2 separate regions of the Homo sapiens genome follow, and region 1 is linked to region 2. The links are chromatin contacts, found by Hi-C in ENCODE. All regions are on one chromosome and are shown on one strand. The core of a region is the stretch at or near the end of the contact, and the rest is flanking DNA. Distances in the headings are between cores, read along the strand shown. Region 1 has its middle 52 kb from the start of HHEX. Region 2 has its middle 37 kb from the start of CYP26A1.

Evidence for each region. A loop is a pair of places that touch in the nucleus more often than their neighbours do. Pooled maps may share reads with other maps.
Region 1: a loop to region 2 is called in a map with no recorded cell type, with 13 times the contacts of the local background. The contact joins two enhancer-like sites. A Hi-C loop is called at or near these places in 8 of 37 single-sample maps with no recorded cell type and 4 of 50 pooled maps.

The regions. Positions count from the first base shown.
Region 1 is chr10:92,741,039-92,743,804 of GRCh38, forward strand. No RefSeq gene overlaps it. Among named protein-coding and RNA genes, the nearest start is that of HHEX, 52 kb to the left of the region's middle. RefSeq lists an enhancer at 1,430-1,769. Within about 2 kb of position 1,358, at least 4 of the 41 ENCODE cell types and tissues checked have a DNase peak (open chromatin) inside an H3K27ac peak, as active enhancers do.
Region 2 is chr10:93,109,054-93,112,168 of GRCh38, forward strand. No RefSeq gene overlaps it. Among named protein-coding and RNA genes, the nearest start is that of CYP26A1, 37 kb to the left of the region's middle. Within about 2 kb of position 1,583, at least 2 of the 41 ENCODE cell types and tissues checked have a DNase peak (open chromatin) inside an H3K27ac peak, as active enhancers do.

The DNA.
Region 1 (2,766 bases), core at 108-2,607, 370 kb before region 2:
CCAGCTGGGCTTAGGGCAGCAGGTTGCCCATGGAAGATCACATACCTCCCCAGAGCCCCTTGAAGCTGAAGTGTCTACAACCCAAGTCTGGCCAAAAAATATCCGTAGAAGCTTCCTCTGTGGGGCTTTCAGGAAAGCCCTATTGTTTTCCTGAGAAAAAGGGACAAGTCCAATCAGTACACATGTTTTGCCCTTGACCCCTCCCCTTCTTTCTGTGTAGAGTATGAACACCATGCTGGAGGGGCAGCAGCCCAGCTTTCCATTGTGAGGAAGAAAGTCAGGCATTAAGAGTAGCGGAGAAAAGTTACAAGGAGGCTGGGACCTTGTTTTCTGTAAGCAGCTGCCTCAGCCCTACCTCAAGACTTCTATAATGTGAGAAAAAGAGAAAAAACCCTATTTGGTGAAGCACTATGTTCAGTGACTTGCAGCTAAGTAAAATTTTAACTGATGCAGGCCGGGCGCAGTGGCTCACACCTGTAATCCCAGCATTTTGGGAGGCTGAGGCAGGTGGATGACTTGAGGTCAGGAGTTCAAGATCAGCCTGGCCAACATGGTGAAACCCTGTCTCTACTAAAAATACAAAAAATTAGCTGGCATTGTGGCAGGCACCTGTAATCCCAGCTACTTGGGAGGCTGAGGCAGGAGAATCGCTTGAACCCAGGAGGCAGAGGTTGCAGTGAGCCGAGATTGCACCACTGCACTCCAGCCTGGGTGACAGAGTGAAACTCCATCTCAAAAGAAAGAAAGAAAGAAAGAGAGAGAAAGAAAGAAAGAAGGAAAGAAAGAAAGAATCAATCCCTATCTCTACTAAAAATATGAAATTAGCTGGGTATGGTGGCACGTGCCTGTAATCCCAGCTACTCAGGGGGCTGAGACAGGAGAATCGCTTGAACCCGGGAGGTGAAGGCTACAGTGAGTCAACATTGCACCACTGCACTCCAGCCTGGGTGAGACAGAGTGAGACTCTGTCTCAAATTTTTTTTTTTTTTTTTTACTGATGCAACTAGAAAATAGAGGAAAATGTGAAAATTATAAGCCTCCGGAAAAACTTGACATATCTTGACAATATTGGCAGCCAAATGTAGCTGGTCATTAATATAATTTTCTATATCTATGTGCTGAAACAAAATAGCCACATCTACCTTCAAATAATTACACAAATCTATAATTATGGAACAATCTAAATACAATAAAAGAAAATACAGAGAACAATGAGGATATGTAATTGAGTGACCAGATCTGGTCAGGGAGGCTTCTCTGAGGAGCTGAGATCTGTTCTGAGACTAGAAGGATGAACAGGAGTTTATTAGGCAAAGGTGGTGGCCAGAGTGAGAAGCAGCAGCATGCATGAAGGCCCCAGGGCTGTAGAGAGCACAGTGCTTTTGAGGAACTGAAAGTAGTGCCCTGTGACTGAAATATTGAGAGTAAAAAAGAAAGTAGCACAAAATTAGGCTGGAGACATAAACAGGGGCCAGATGATGCTGGGCCCTGTGGTCAGTTTATATTAAGGATTTGGGTCTTTATCCTAGATCAATGGGAAGTCACAGAAGATTCTAAACCTGTAGCGTGACTTGGCCAGATTTGAGTTTAACAAAACAAGTGACATTCAAATCATATGAACTAGGACTGGAGATGTGAGGCTGCAGGTGACGTGGGGAGCCTATTTTGATACCAGCAGAGGATGTGGGCAAGGTGAGAGATGAGGACAGCTTGGATTAAGGGGTGTAGTGGAGGTGGAGAAAAGTTATGGGATTTGAATACCATTTAAAATGTAAAACTTACAGGGCCTGGTGATGGAGTAGACATAGATGTTGCTGGGTGGAGGAGTTCCAAGAGGACTCCTCGATTCTGGCTTGCAAAACTGGATGTCCAGTAGGGGATGGGGGTGGCATTTACCAAGAAAGGAAACCTGGAGGAGGCCTGAGTTGGGTGGGGGGCATCACGGTGAGTTCCCACTGAACACACCGAGCACGAGGAGCCTGGAGACACCCACGGGGCTATGGGAGTAGGTGGTGTGAGTAGGATCTGGTGCTTAGCCGAGAGGTCTGGGCTGGAAGCATCAGCATTTAGATGGAGTGGATGAAGTCATAAATCATGAGATCATTTAAGGAGAGAAGAGAGTGAACAGAGAAGCGGGCTTAGGACCAAGCTGATACCAAGATGAATAACCTTGTTTTCACCCTCAAGAAGCTTATGGCTGTGTAGAGGTGATGAGCTATGCACATATGTAATTACAGTATAGTCAGAAAAGGACTTACACTCTACCAATACCATAAACGATGCATTCGGAGGAGGAAAACATTATACCAGCTGAAGGGATTAGCAACAACTTCATGGAGACACATTTAAGACCATCTTTTTTTTTGGTGGGGGTGGGGCAGGGTCTCACTCTATCGCCCAGGCTGCAGTACAGTGGCATGATCATGGCTCACTGCAATCTTGAGCTCCTAGGCTCAAGAAATCTTCCTGCCTCAGCCTCCCAGGTAGCTAGGACTACAGGTGCGTGCCACCAAACCGGGAAAATTGTAGAGATAGGGTCTTGAACTCCTGACTCAGGTGATCCTCTTGCCTTGGCCTCCCAAAGTGCTGGGGTTACAGGCATGAGCAACTGCACCCAGCCTTAAGACGATCTTTGCTGTATAGCTAGAATAAAGTGAGGTGGATGAGGGTAGCGATGGGCTTCCAAGTGGAAAGAGTGACTTGATGAAGGGTATGAGGCTGAAAAACCAAGACCCATGGCAAACTTCAGGGAGTTTAGCTTATCTG
Region 2 (3,115 bases), core at 333-2,832:
GATTGAGGGGTCTGCTGGATTCTGCTTGAATTACTCCTCCATGTGCTGTGGCCTGGAAACTCTTTCAAGTCCGTAAGCTGGGGCGGTCATAGGCTTCCCGTCATTTGTTCCTTATCACGCAGGGATCACTGTCCTTTGTTGCCTGTTACCAAGTGTCCTGGAAACGACCGTTTCATATATTTTGTCCATTCTTTTTGGTTGTTTCAGGCATGGAGGTAAATCTGGTTTCCATTACTCTTTCTTGGTTGGAAGTAGAAAGAAATCTCTTTTTATTGATGTGAAATTCAAATAGCATAAAAGTAACCATTGAAAAATGAACGATTCAGGGGCATTTAGTATATTCATAATGTGGTGCAAGCACCACCTCTGTCTAGTCCCCATTTTTATCACCCCAGAAGGAAACCTATTACCCCTCCCTCAGTCCTTGGCCTGTGCCTTCTCTATGGATTTAAATATTCTGGATATTTCATGTAAATAGGATCCTATGATATGTGATTTTTTGTGTCTGGCTTCTTTCACTTAACATAATGTTTTCAATTTCAGTGCTCACCCATGCTGTAGTATGTATCAGTAGTTCGTTCCTTTTTATTGCCAAATGATATTTCTTTCATTCTGTGTTGTAAGGGCCAAGGGAAAACTCCTCCTTTGCCCTGTGAAATTTTGCTGAAAAATCAACTGACAAAAGGCAAATTAATAAGAGAAAAGGCACACAGATTTATTAATGTGCACATGGGAGAAAACCACAGAGTAATTACCCCAACCCCTCAATAGGGTTCAGAAGCTTATACAACATCTTGAGGTTGCAGAAAGAATAACGGCTTGGATTATGGCAAAACAGGTTATGGGAGGGGGAGAAGGGGAGGCATGGCTAGCATACGTGGTCTTGTAATGTAAATGAAACTTCACAGGTAGCAGCCCTCAGAAAGAATAGATGGCAAATGTGTCTTCCAGACTTTTATTTTTTTATTTTTATTTTTATTTTTTTCAGTGGAGTTTCGCTCTTGTTGCCCAGGCTGTGGCACGATCCCGGCTCACTGCAACCTCCACATCCCAGGTTCCAGCGATTCTCCTGCCTCAGCCTCCCGAGTAGCTGGGATTACAGGCATACACCACCATGCCCAGCTAGTTTTGTATTTTTAGTAGAGACGGGGTTTCTCCATGTTGGTCAGGCTGGTCTCGAACTCCCAACCTCAGGTGATCCACCCACCTTGGTCTCCCAAAGTGCTGGGATTACAGGCGTGAGCCAACATGCCTGGCTCTTCCAGACTTTTAAAGGTGTCAGACTCTCAGTTAATCTTTCCTAGATTAGACAAAGGAAGGCCTCAGAAAAAGCCTGGCTGCATCTGTGCAGATTTTCTCTACAGATGCCAAGTCTCTTCCACAAAAGGCAGCTTTGCAGGCCTACTTCTGTTTGCAAGCCCTCTGAACAGCTATCTCAAAATACGTCAGATTTTTGGTTTTGGGTGCACTATTTTGATTTCCTTTAATGTATATGCCATGATTTGTGATTCATGTATCTGCTGATGGACATTTGGGTTGTTTCCACCTTTCAGATATTGTGAATGCTGTGGCCATGAGCATGCGTGCCTATGTGTTTGTTTCAGTACCTGTTTTCAATTCTTTTGTGAATACACCTGGGAGTGGGATTGCTGGGTCATATGATAATTCTATTCTTAACTTTTTGAAGAACTGCCAAATTGCTTTCCACAGTGGCTTAACCATTGCACATTTTCATCCTCTTTTTTTAAAAAAAACAATTTTTGGGGGGTATGAATTTACATACCTTAAATCACACACATTTTAAGTATACAGCTCAATGAGTTTTGTCAGATGAACACATTTGTATAATCACCATCACAATCAAGAAAGTAAACTTTTCTATCACCTTAGAAAGTTTCCTCATATCTATGTGGAGTCAATTCCTCTTTTAGTCAACCACTGTTTTCGTTAACTGTAGATGAGCTTTGCTTGTTCCAGAACTTTATATCAATGCAGTGTGTACTCTTTTGGATCTGAAGTCTTTTGTTCTGCCTAATGTTTTTATGAGATTTATCCATGCTGATAGGTGTACTACAGTTTGTCCCTTTTGACTGCTGAGTAAAATTCTATCTTGTTGGTATACCACGATTTGTTCATCTGTTGAATGTATATTTGGGTTGTTTTCAGTTTGGGGCTATTATAAATAAAGCTATAAGCATTTTCAGTCTATGTGTGTCTTCATAATGAAGCTTTATGTCTTATAGATAACATATATTTGAGTTCTACTTTTTATCCACTTGGACTACAGGCACGCACCACCATGTCTGGCTAATTTTTTTTGCATTTTTTGGAGAAGGGGTTTCACCATGTTGCCCAGGCTGGTTTCAAACTCCTGGGCTCAAGTGATCCTCCCATCTTGGCCTCCCAAAGTGCTGGGATTACAGGTGTGAGCCACCATGCCGGGCCTCAATCTCTGCCTTTCAATTTGCGGCTTTTACATTGAAAGTAATTTTTGATATGGCTGTGTTTAAATCTATTAAATTGGTACAAAAGTAATTGCAGCAAAAACTGCAGTTACTTTTGCACCAACCCAATATTATTTTGCTACTTGTTTTCCATTTGTTTATTCAGTTTTTTTCTTCTTTGTTGCTCCTTGTCTTCCTTCTTTGGGTTAACCAATTTTTTTTTTTTTTTGAGATAGAGTCTCACTCTGTCACCCAGGCAGGAGTGCAGTGGTGCAGTCTCGACTCACTGCAACCTCTGCCTTCCGGGTTCAAGTAATTCTCCTGCCTCAGCCTCCCAAGTAGCTGGGACTACAGGCATATGCCACTACACTCAGAAAATTTTTGTTTTTTTAGTAGAGACGAGGTTTTACCACATTGGCCAGGCTGGTCTCGAACACCTGACCTCAAGTGATCCACCTGCCTCGGCTTCCCAAAGTGCTGGGATTACAGGCGTGAGCCACTGCGCCCAACCACCAAATATTTTTTGATATTCCATTTTATTTCCTCTATTTGCTTCTTTCTTTTTCTTTTTTTTTTTTTTTTGAGATGGAGTCTCGCTTTGTGTGCAGTGCCATGATTTCAGCTTATTGCAACCTCCACCTCCCAGGATTAAGCTTTTCTCATGCCTCAGC